3 separate regions of the Homo sapiens genome follow, and all the other regions are linked to region 1. The links are chromatin contacts, found by Hi-C or POLR2A ChIA-PET in ENCODE. All regions are on one chromosome and are shown on one strand. The core of a region is the stretch at or near the end of the contact, and the rest is flanking DNA. Distances in the headings are between cores, read along the strand shown. Region 1 holds the start of TARS3 (threonyl-tRNA synthetase 3). Region 2 holds the start of ALDH1A3-AS1 (ALDH1A3 antisense RNA 1). Region 3 overlaps LRRK1-AS1 (LRRK1 antisense RNA 1).

Region 1 (3,471 bases), core at 253-2,752:
AAATCAAGAAAATGCAAACTAACCTATAGTGACAGGAAGCAGACTGGTGGTTGCCTAGGTATTGGGAATGGAGACCCAAGAGAGACAAATTCCAGAGGGTCCCGAGGAAATTCTGGGGTGGCTTAAGTGGGTCCATGACATTCAGTGATGTGTTGGTCATGACAGAATGGCAGAAGCAGAAACTCCATGGCAGTGGATTGAGAAATGATGAATAATGAGGAGTCAGTGGGTCCTATGTAACTGTATCCAGAGGCTTCCTGAGGAAGGACTAAAAAAGATACAGTGATATTGGTTAGCAACATACTTCATGGAATCTCCTCCTGGGTGCTGTTTGGGATTCCACTTAGCTTAATCCAATGAGCTTGTCCCCCTCCGCTCCTTCTCCTGCACTGATTCTGCTCCTGGAGTGGAATTTACCTGCTTTTCCTCCTTGCTAACATCTCCCAACCTTTATTTTCCAGAGCAAAATAAACCTTTTCCCCTTTCTCAAAATTTTCTCCCTTTCTCAAACCACACCAGTCCAAGCTAAGCTCTTCCACTTCAGGACTCTTATAAGGGCATTATTACCTGTATCACATTATATGACATGCTCAATTAAATTCTGCCAAAGTTGAAAAGTACTAGTGTTAAGTGTGTAGAAACTGGCATCAGACTATCTGAGTTTGATTCCCCCTTTGTCATGTAGTGGCTGTGTGACCTTAGTCAAGTAACACAGTCTCACTGTGCTTCAATTTCTCCAGCTATAAGCGGATATAACAGTATCTCCTGTTATGAAGATTAAAGGAGTTACTACTGTTACAGAGTTTAGAACAGTGTTTGTCACATCCTAAGCCCTAAGAATAGTGATAAAAATCAATTTCTGTTCCTGCTCCAGGAAGTTTCACGCTCATGGTTAAGAGGGATACAAAGATATATGTGGCATTTGCCCTAGACTCAAGGAGCCAGTAATTTCGTGCTGGTCGGATTTAGATTTCACAGCGATTTTCTATATGCCCTGGCCCAGAGGCCTCAGTACTTGGGCAAGTTTGGCACGAAAGGCCAGAAAGTCCATTTATAATGAATGGCCACTTTTTAGAACCTGTTTGCAAGGCAAAAGAATGGTGACTGCCAGAATTCAAGAGGAAGAAAGGGTGAAGCCTTTTTGGAGAACGCAGACGATGGCCTTTTTGCAAGGTTTTGGAAGATTTTCGTTTCAACGGACTAAAAACTACTGCCAATAGCCTCTAGACAGGCCTCGAAAGGCAGGGGAGGCCCTTCAGACCCCATTTCCCCACTGCCCGTGACCCTAAGGTGGGCCTGGCCTCAGGCCCCGCCCCGCCCCGCCCCTGCAGGGTATCTGGCCTCAGGCCCCGCCCCGCCCCGCCCCGCCCCTGCAGGGTATCTGGCCTAGGCCCCGCCCCTCCCCGCCCAGCGCCCCGCCCCTGCAACGTGTAGGCCTCGGCTCCAACGAGGCCCCATGGCTCCGTCCCCGCCCCATCGCCCCGCCCCTCCCGGGAGCCCTGTCTTCTGCCGTGCGCTGAGTGTCCGCGTCGCCCTCGCCGCAGTCGCGGGCACCCCGCTCGGCGTCGGTGCCTGAGGGAGGCCGCGATGGCGGCCGAGGCCCTGGCGGCGGAGGCCGTGGCGTCGCGCCTGGAGCGGCAGGAGGAGGACATCCGCTGGCTGTGGTCGGAGGTCGAGCGCCTGAGGGACGAGCAGCTGAACGCGCCCTACAGCTGCCAGGCGGAGGGGCCGTGCCTCACGCGGGAGGTGGCGCAGCTCCGGGCCGAGAACTGCGACCTGCGCCACCGCCTGTGCAGCCTGCGGCTGTGCCTCGCCGAGGAGCGGAGCCGCCAGGCCACGCTGGAGAGCGCGGAGCTAGAGGCGGCGCAGGAGGCCGGCGCACAGGTAACCGGGCGGTGGGGACACTGGAGAGGACGCGGGCGGGGCGGGCCGAGACGGTGCGCACCGAAAGGTTTTCAACTGCGGGGGCAGGTGCGGGGGCGCCCCGGGGGAGTGCCCTCCCAGTGCCCTGCGGCTGGCCCGCCCTGCCCTGCTCGGTGGTCCCGTGTGGCCTGGGGAGCCGCCGGATTTCCAGCAGTCGCCAGACTTAACCAAATGCTGTTGATTTCTCAATTCGTCCATTAAAGAGCCTGCCACGCATCTTTTTCAGTAGCAGAAATAGTGTTTTCATTTGTTTGAAAAAATGCTGGAGTGTTTAAAACTCATTCTTTCCTTGGTCAGAAAGACTAACAGCTGCGTATGTAAACTCTCATTCCCTCTGGTTCTTTTTTGTTGTTGGGTTTTTTTTGGACGAGAAGTTTTCGCTTTTTGTGCTCTTGTTTTGGTGGTTCATCTTGAGAGGATAGCTGTATATTTAACATTTTTATTTAATACAGTATTTTATGATTTGTAGAAAGGATAAATTATCTTCTTTTAACATCATACTTTCTGAGTCCTGAAGCTTCTCAGGCTGAGATGTTCTGCAGTCCTTTAGGAAGGACAGCTGCGGTGAACTAGCAACATCTTCAGGAAATAGTGCATTTGATGTGGCGGGCAGCAACCACACATTTTCCAGCCACATTATTTGTTTAAAGTTCAGGACAAAAGGTTTTCAAGAGCACAATATATTAAATGTGCTTAGCAACAGTGTGACAGGAAGGACTGAACCCTGGAGAATGACTTGCCCACTGAGAGCTGTAGCTGGTGGTCAGGAGAGCCCAGCTATGAGCCTCTAAACACGGGGCACTTGCAGCCTGCTGGCATGACTCTCTTCTTAAAATGTGTTGCTTTTTCTTGCCATTGATGTGAGTCATTTATAATTTATCTTTCAGCCTCCTCCTAGTCAAAGCCAAGACAAGGACATGAAAAAGAAGAAAATGAAGGAAAGCGAGGCTGACAGCGAGGTAAGTTGTTGCTGTGGAAACAATATAAAATACTACCTGTAATTTTAAATATGTGTATATAGTTAATTACCTAGGATTTCCAATAAAAATTACTGATTAAATTATTATTTGGGTCACATTAGTGTATTTAAAACTTTTCAAGCCTTAAATATGAGATGTCTTGAGAAATGAGCTGCCCATGTTTAATAAACACGTGTATTTAATCTATTTAAGTTGTGCTACTAGAGTACTAGAGTTGGTTTTTTTTGTTTGGTTGGTTTTTTTTTGTTTTTTGAAGGCGGAGGTTTGCTCTTGTTGCCCAGGCTAGAGTGCAATGGCATGATCTCGGTTACTGCAGCCTCCACCTCCCAGGTTCAAGCGATTCTCCTGCCTCAGCCTCCTGAGTAGCTGGGACTACAGGTGCATGCCACCAAGCCCGGCTAATTTTTTTTTTTTTTTTTTTTTTTTTTTAGTAGAGATGGGGTTTCACCGTGTTAGCCAGGAGGATCTCGATCTCCTGACCTCATGATCCGCCCACCTTGGCTTCCCAAAGTGCTGGGATTACAGGCGTGAGCCACCGCCCCCGGTCTTTTTTTTTTTTTTGTATTCG
Region 2 (3,471 bases), core at 426-2,925, 810 kb after region 1:
GGGGACCAGTGCTGGACAGCAAGCTCAGCCAGTGTGGCCTGGGGCAATGGCCTGGTGGTCCGAGACAGCAGAGGCTGGATCAGCTGGGGGTGTGAGGAGAAGGAGGTCTCCTGGATTGCGTGCCAGTTGCAAGGAGAAGCTACTGAAGGACTCCATAAAGAGGACTGATATGGTCTGATTTACCCATTTAAACACACAGACACACACAGACGCACGCTGCTATATAGAGAATGGAGGAAGGGGGAACTGAAATCCTACAGTAAAGAGATGCTGGTACCCTGGACAAGGGGCAGGGTGGGGGGTGGGGGCATAAGAAAAAGGGGACAGATCAGGACACATTTTAGACATAGATTCAACAGACTGAATGTTTTTTATCTGAGGATCCGAGTTGACTGCGAGGTCACTGCCAGAGACATCGACTTTTGGGAGAGGGAAAGGTTTGGCTGACCGCAAAACCTCCTTTAGGAACAAATTAGGTGTGAGGTTAGTTTGTTATATTATTTTCTCTTTCAGGACATAGGCAAAGATGAAGAGAATCAAATCATAAAAGGCGTTTAATGTTAACATTTTCCAAAATTGTGCATGTTCTAGCTATCCCTTTAATGTCTGGGCATTTTGATACCCTGTGAGTGGCTGGCAAACTCTATCATTAGTGTACACGGTGAGAGGTTTGCTGAAAGCTATATGCCCCCGTTTCTCTACCTGTTGCAGGGGAAGTGTTCGTGGGAGAAAAACTTCGCGGCCTCATACTGTGAAGGGGTAGGTTGAGATGGCCACGGGGGTTCTCAGATTCTCCACCAGCGTCTCCTCGCTGACCCCGGCCTTCCTAGGCTTCCTTCCCGCGTCCCTGCCTGCCAGGAAGGTCCCCTGTAGCTTGCAGAGACCATGGTAGACAGAGCAGTTGTATCTGCGCCAGCCAGAGACCACCTGGGCAAGAAGCGTGACCCAGACATCGAGGAGGGTGAAGCCTCGCTGGGCCGCCCCGCAACCCCAGGAAGCCCCGGACCAGCGAGAGGCTCCCGGGCGGTCTCTTGCCGACACCCCGGCACGGGCTCACCCGCGCGCTCACACTCCGCCCGCTCCCCGCTAAGGGACTGGGTTCGCTCCAAAGGCAGAGGAAACCTATGGGCTCCCCGGCTCGTGTCTCCCGACTCGTGTCTCTTGCCTCCGCTTCCCAGCTTTCCCGACCCTGCCCGGACGGGGTTTCGGGGTTCCCTGCTCGGGCCCCGCGCGCTCCCCTCCCACAGGCTGGCTGGGCTCCGGGCGCGGCGGGAGGCAGCGGGGACGTGAGACCGGGGTCGCCCCACACGCCCTCCGCGCCCCTCGGGCCGCGGCCCCTGCGCAACGGCCCCCCGTGCCCGACCACGCGGCCGCCCGGAGCGCAGGGGCCCGCGGGCAGGCAGAGGCCGAGGCTCCCCGCGGGCGCCGGGCGCGGGCTCTGGGTTCCCCGGGCGGGGCCGGGAGGCAGCCAGGCCGCCGGGGGGCGCCGGCAGGAGCGGCGCTTACCTGAGGCGGCGGCGGGGCCGGGTGCGGGCGCTCCGGGACGCGGGGCCGGGCGGACACACTGGCGGGGCCGGGGCCTGGCCGTCCCACCGCCGTCTGCCCCCCGCGCCGGGGCCGGGCCCAGACGCACTTCCTCAATCCTGAGGCGGGCGGGCGGGGAGGGCGGCGCGAAGAGCGCGCAGAGCAAGGCCGCCGCCAGCTCTCCCAGGAACCGTCGCGAGGCGTCCCCTCGGCGGCCGCCTCAGTTTCCCTGGCCGTAAAACGCGGGCGATGGCGCTCGATGCCCCGGGAGACGCCGGGGTCCGCGGGCCCTTCCGGCACCGGGTCCTCCTTCAGGTTCGGGCACCCGGCTGCCTCCACGCGGGGCGAGCGCGGCGATGGGATCGGTCCGTGCTGCGCTCAGCCCCGCTTTCGCTATCCCTCTGCTCCAGGGGCAGCAAAATCAGCAGATGAGCCCCCAGCGCGCCTGCGGCCCACACACTGCGGCCGTAACAGTTAAACAGACGGGGAACATTCATGTGCGTAGAGCTCTTCACGGGGCGATACAGAAATGTGTCGTTCTAAAGCGTTAACGACCTGCAATTTGCATATCCTCCAACACATGGATTTTACTGATTCAATTATGGATGTGTGCAAAGAATCTGCTGCTCGGTGAGTCATTGTTAATTGTCGGCTTTGGGGGGAATACATAAAACGTGGAATATTGGCAATTTATCGTGTTTCGACCTTTTATAAAGGCGTCACCAGGCTGCTGAGGCTAATACAGAAACGCAGACCATAAAAAAGATCTGCGTCCACGCTGCAGGCGGGCCTCACGCTGAGCTCCCCGTGTCGACCCGGGGACAAAGCCTGCTCAGGAAGAGCAGAGGGTTCCACGCCCTGCAGGACCAGCGCCCTGGGCCCCTCTCCTGGAAAGTTATGACTCGCACGTTCCCAGGATTTAGCGCACATCTCCCCCACCCTCACTGCCATTTCACAGAACCGGGGCAGCCGCAGGGCTCCTGCAGGACCTCCCGGACGCCGCGGGGCCGTGTTCCCTTGAGCGGCTTCTTGGGTCCCTGGTTGGAGAGGGGACCACCGAGCAGCTTCGCTCTGCTCCTGGGAGGCTACTTCTGCCACTGGACGACTTTCCAAAAGGGTGAGCGCAGTTCTGCAATCCTGTTCTCACCCCTGAGGGCCTCACACCAGTTTGCAGGAGCCAGCAGTGTGATTGCCACCGACAAGTTCCCAACAATTTGCAGGGCGTGGTGTCCTCAGTGCTGAGAGAGCCCCGCGACGGCGGTGCAGCTCCTCCAGGGCGCGCAGCCCCGCCACCTGGCGCCACCGCGAGGGAGCGCAGGCCCAGGGCCCGGGCAGACGCTGGAGGGGACGCGGCAGGTGAAGATGGGGCACCTCCACTTCCCTTCTAAAGGAGCCTGGGAATAGGCTAGGAAATGTCCCCACTGTAGAAGACAGCAGGAACATCTGACACGCGGATAACCTGTGCTGAGCTCGTTATATTCCCAGCATTTAATTCTAGCCATTAGGCATGCGTTAGCCACAACTTCGCATAGGAAGGTTATTGCAGGTAAGTTAAGACTCCTTTCCACTTCTTCCTAAGGGTCGCTGACCCATGGTTCTCTAGCTTTTGCTGGTAATCCCACCCAGATTCTCAGCACCCTAGGTTGGAATGACCCCTCCTGAGGTGGGTGGGGTAGCTGGGAGGCACCTCCCTGAACTGACTTTTCTGCCTTTTTGAAGGTGCAGTGGCTGAGCGCTCCTTCAGTGTTTTCCGGTTGTCTTTCTTCAGCCCAGTACGCAGTTTCCTCAGACAGTCTTCCTTGAGCAACTTCCTAAACGCCCTTCATTATCCCCCTTCAAGCTCATGCCTAGGAGCAAGGAGCAAAGCCATTAGAAAGGCTTCATCCACCAGCAGGAGAAGCTAGGACATCCCAAAGGGTCCACTTCTAGAGAGGTGCCAACCCCCAC
Region 3 (3,471 bases), core at 438-2,937, 600 kb after region 1:
CGACCTCTGCCTCCCAGGTTCAAGCGATTCTCCTGCCTCAGCCTCCCAAGTAGCTGGGATTACAGGCATGTGCCACCACACCCAGCTAATTTTTGTTAGTAGAGATGGGGTTTCACCATGTTGGCCAGGATGGTCTCGATCTCTTGACCTTGTGATCTGCCCACCTAGGCCTCCCAAAGTGCTGGGATTACAGGTGCAAGCCACTGCACCCAGCATCTCTCCCTGTTTTTAAGAGGAAACCAGCCCTAGAGAATCAGGGCCACCTCCTTCTGATCTCATCTAACCCTGATTGCCTCCTAATAGCCCTATCTGCAAATACTGTCACACTGCAGGATTCAGGCTTCAACATATGGATTTAGAGAGGACACAATTCAGTGCATAGCAACTTGTTGCCATATTTGGCTATTGTCAAATAAAAACAATACGGAGGGCTGGGCGACCTGCACATTCAGTCCCTTAGAACCAGAAGCTTGAGCAGCCCAGAGGCCAGTGCAGACCCTGCTTGCCTGGCGCTTTGCTGTGACCTCTGCTTGACAATGCTTGCTGCCTTGGAGCTGACGGGCTCTCGTCCAGCTCAGCTGGGGCACAAAACCGTGTAGCTTTGTCTAATTAAGAGCCACAGATGAAGTGCACCTTGGATGTGTTTCTTATTATTTCGGATGAAAGGTTGGCCTCTCTAGAAATCACCCCCAAGATTACTGTGCCTCAAACCTCGCTTGTTCCAGCCGATAGGGAAATGACGTTTTAACGATCATGTTAAATGAAACTGTAAGCTTGACCTTATTAGCTGCCTCTTCTTAATTAGCTGCTTATGCAAGCATTCTTTCCCCCCTGTAGATACAAATCAACAATTTCCAAGCCATCTTTGAACCAACCCACTCTTCTGTCCCCTTGCCAATTCCCTAGCTCCAGGGTTAATAAACTTCACATATGCTCAAGAGCAATTGCGTTAAGAAATGTTGCTTCCACGTAATTACTAGCAAAGTGCAGCATCAGCAGCCATTCATCCCTCACACATGTGCAAATTTACTGCAGGGTACATTCCTAGGAGTGTGTGTCATGGAGGACGGCTTGGCAGCTAGCATTCTGTGTGCTCTCCTCGCTGTTCCTTCAAAGGCTGGAAGGTGAGCCACTGCTTTTCCCGCTTCCCTTGCCGCTAGAGTTCTAAATGTGAAATGGGTTATGCCCGGTGGTCAATGTTTAACAACCAGCTCTCAAAAAAAAACAAAAAAACAACACAAAACAAAAGCAACCCGGCTGTTAGTGCTTGCTGATTTCCATGGTGTAAATATATCCACTGTGGTCAATTTCAATCTTGCTATCCCCTGGTGTCCCTGGACCTGGAATTGGAATTGCCGTGCACCGTTGGCTGTCACTAGGCTGAGCCAGCTCCAGCACATCCATAGTCCTGCCAATTCTTCGCACACCACTATGATTCAGAGGCCAAGACTCTCCTCCTGCTGCTTTTGGCCGTTTCTGCTGGCGAGCAAAGTTGTGGTGGTTGTTTTTCCTGTGGCAGCGTTCCAGGGTCCATTCAGTCCCTTTGTGGGGTCAAGAGGCAGGTATGGTACAGCACTGGGAGCCTCCCGACCCCCACCTGGCTGAGTGGAGTCAGGCTAGCAGAGCCCAGCCGGCTGGTCCCCAGGCCTTTTTCCGGGCACCACGCCAATAGGCCTGGCCCATGCCTCTCAATAAAACGGTAAGCCCCTAATTTCCTGTCTAAACCCCTTTTTGCTTAAAATTGTTAGAGTGGTTTCTGTTTCCTGTAACTAAACCCTGGCTGATGTAAAGTGGAACCTGAAACTGCATTTTTTTTTTTTTAAAGCAGATGTACGTTTTCCTTAGGCTTGTCTCCTAATCTGTCTGTGCAGAAGGATTTTAATGCGTTGTGAGGCCTGGGAGGACAATAATGAGTAAATTGGCACTCATTAAGCTTTGTAAATCTGAGAACTCTGGAGACAAAGCATCTGAGTGAGCTGAGAAGGGTGAGACCCACTTCTAGGGTCTGTGAGGCCCTGTCCTCTTAGCACTCCTTCTGCCAGGCCCCGGCAAGGCTGTCTGTGTTCACCAGGCAGAGGCTAGGCTGTAGGATGCTGGCGTTAGTTAGGGAGAAACTGGATTTTCTTAGATCCACAGAATCAGACACAAGTCATGAGACTATGTCATTTAGTTTGCAACTCCAAATGCTTTTGAGGCTGAGTTAACTGTGGGACGTCTCTTTGGATTTACTCTCAGGCAGGGCTCCTCCCTGGGGAGCAAACTACTCCTGAGGTGAGATGGGGGAGAACAGATGTGTACCAGTGATCCCAGCAGCCTAGGGAGGAGGCCCGACTTGCAGAGGCATTCTTTCAGCTCATTAAAGAGCACCCTCTTTGATAAAGGCAATTACCTCTTGGGAAAGAAGCCTGTTAGCAGCCCTCAGAACCTGGGTGTGAATGAATTTCCAGGTTCTTTCCAAGCTGAGAGCAGGTAGGTACTGCGAGGATGAGGCACAGCCTGGGTAAGTCTGGCAGCCGGAACTGTGGGGAGTAGACCCACCCACGGTCACTAATAAGAGGGGCTAGTCGGGACTGTGCCCTGAGAAGTGGGAGCTGAGCCCTGCAGAACCAGCTTCTAGGCTCTGTCCCCTCCTGCTGGCCCTTGGATAAGCCTCTCTGGGCCCCCTGCTTTCTCATCTGTCAAATGGGGATTATATTACCTAGCCTCATAATGTTCTCCTGCGGTGGGTAAAATGGAATCTTCAAAGCGCTAGGGAAATAGAAAGTGAGGGCGGGGTAGTGGGAGCTGTGGGCCTGGGTTCAGGCAGCGAGGTGACACACTGTCACTGAAGTCACAATAATAAAATCTACTAAGTCAGACGACTGGTGTTTTTGTTGCTGTTGTTTGTTTTTCTAATTACCAGGCATGATTAAATACTCCTGCCAGGGAAAATATTTTGTTGATCTAAATTCTAAACAATTGTGAGGGTTTATGTATATATATATATACTTCAAATCAACATGATTTTATTTATTATCCTTTGATAAGCTTTGTATTCCAAGTGAAAGTTAATTTCAGAACTCCCAGGTATAAAGTCGGTCCAGAAATGTGCTTTTCAAAAGTAAGTTGTGAGCCGTCTGAAGCCACTTTGGACATCATTCACGTCTCCAGTGCCCCAGGGTGCTGTGAATTCCTACATTTAAACAGCAGATTTGACGAAGCAACAATAGCACAGTGATCGGAAAGAGGAAGATTCGGAACTTAAGTTACTTCAATTCTGTATTCTGTGTGACCATTGAAGTCTTGTTTGTGTTTAACATTTAAAACAGTATAAGAGGCCAGGAGCGGTGGCTCATGCCTGCCGGTAATCCCAGCACTTTGGAAGGCCGAAGTGGGCGGATCACAAGGTCAGGAGTTCAAGACCAGCCAGACCAACATGGTGAAACCCTGTCTCTACTAAAAATACAAAAAATTAGCTGGGCGTGGTGGCAG

Evidence for each region. A loop is a pair of places that touch in the nucleus more often than their neighbours do. ChIA-PET counts read pairs that join two places held with the same protein, here RNA polymerase II (POLR2A). Pooled maps may share reads with other maps.
Region 2: a loop to region 1 is called in a map with no recorded cell type, with 9 times the contacts of the local background. The contact joins the promoter of ALDH1A3-AS1 here to the promoter of TARS3 in region 1. A Hi-C loop is called at or near these places in 5 of 37 single-sample maps with no recorded cell type and 7 of 50 pooled maps. POLR2A ChIA-PET finds 5 or more read pairs at or near these places in 2 of 52 experiments (HEK293 and activated B cell).
Region 3: a loop to region 1 is called in a pooled map, with 6 times the contacts of the local background. The contact joins the enhancer-like site here to the promoter of TARS3 in region 1. A Hi-C loop is called at or near these places in 2 of 37 single-sample maps with no recorded cell type and 9 of 50 pooled maps.

What each region holds. Positions count from the first base shown.
Region 1 is chr15:101,722,504-101,725,974 of GRCh38, reverse strand. It overlaps TARS3 (threonyl-tRNA synthetase 3), which reads left to right and starts at 1,502. Exons shown (of 19, transcript NM_152334.3): 1 at 1,502-1,884; 2 at 2,811-2,882. The coding sequence starts at 1,588. RefSeq lists a silencer at 1,217-2,106.
Region 2 is chr15:100,917,487-100,920,957 of GRCh38, reverse strand. It overlaps ALDH1A3-AS1 (ALDH1A3 antisense RNA 1), which reads left to right and starts at 1,675. Exons shown (of 2, transcript NR_135827.1): 1 at 1,675-2,154. LRRK1 (leucine rich repeat kinase 1) reads right to left here and starts at 1,601. Exons shown (of 34, transcript NM_024652.6): 1 at 1,507-1,601. RefSeq lists enhancers at 1-32, 559-1,150, 2,325-2,444, 2,495-2,584, 2,337-2,929 and silencers at 1,365-1,954, 2,715-2,934.
Region 3 is chr15:101,125,952-101,129,422 of GRCh38, reverse strand. All of the region lies in intron 1 of LRRK1-AS1 (LRRK1 antisense RNA 1), which reads left to right. Among named protein-coding and RNA genes, the nearest start is that of LRRK1-AS1, 24 kb to the left of the region's middle. RefSeq lists enhancers at 1,398-1,567, 1,778-1,887, 2,178-2,227 and a silencer at 2,518-2,567. Within about 2 kb of position 1,687, at least 37 of the 41 ENCODE cell types and tissues checked have a DNase peak (open chromatin) inside an H3K27ac peak, as active enhancers do.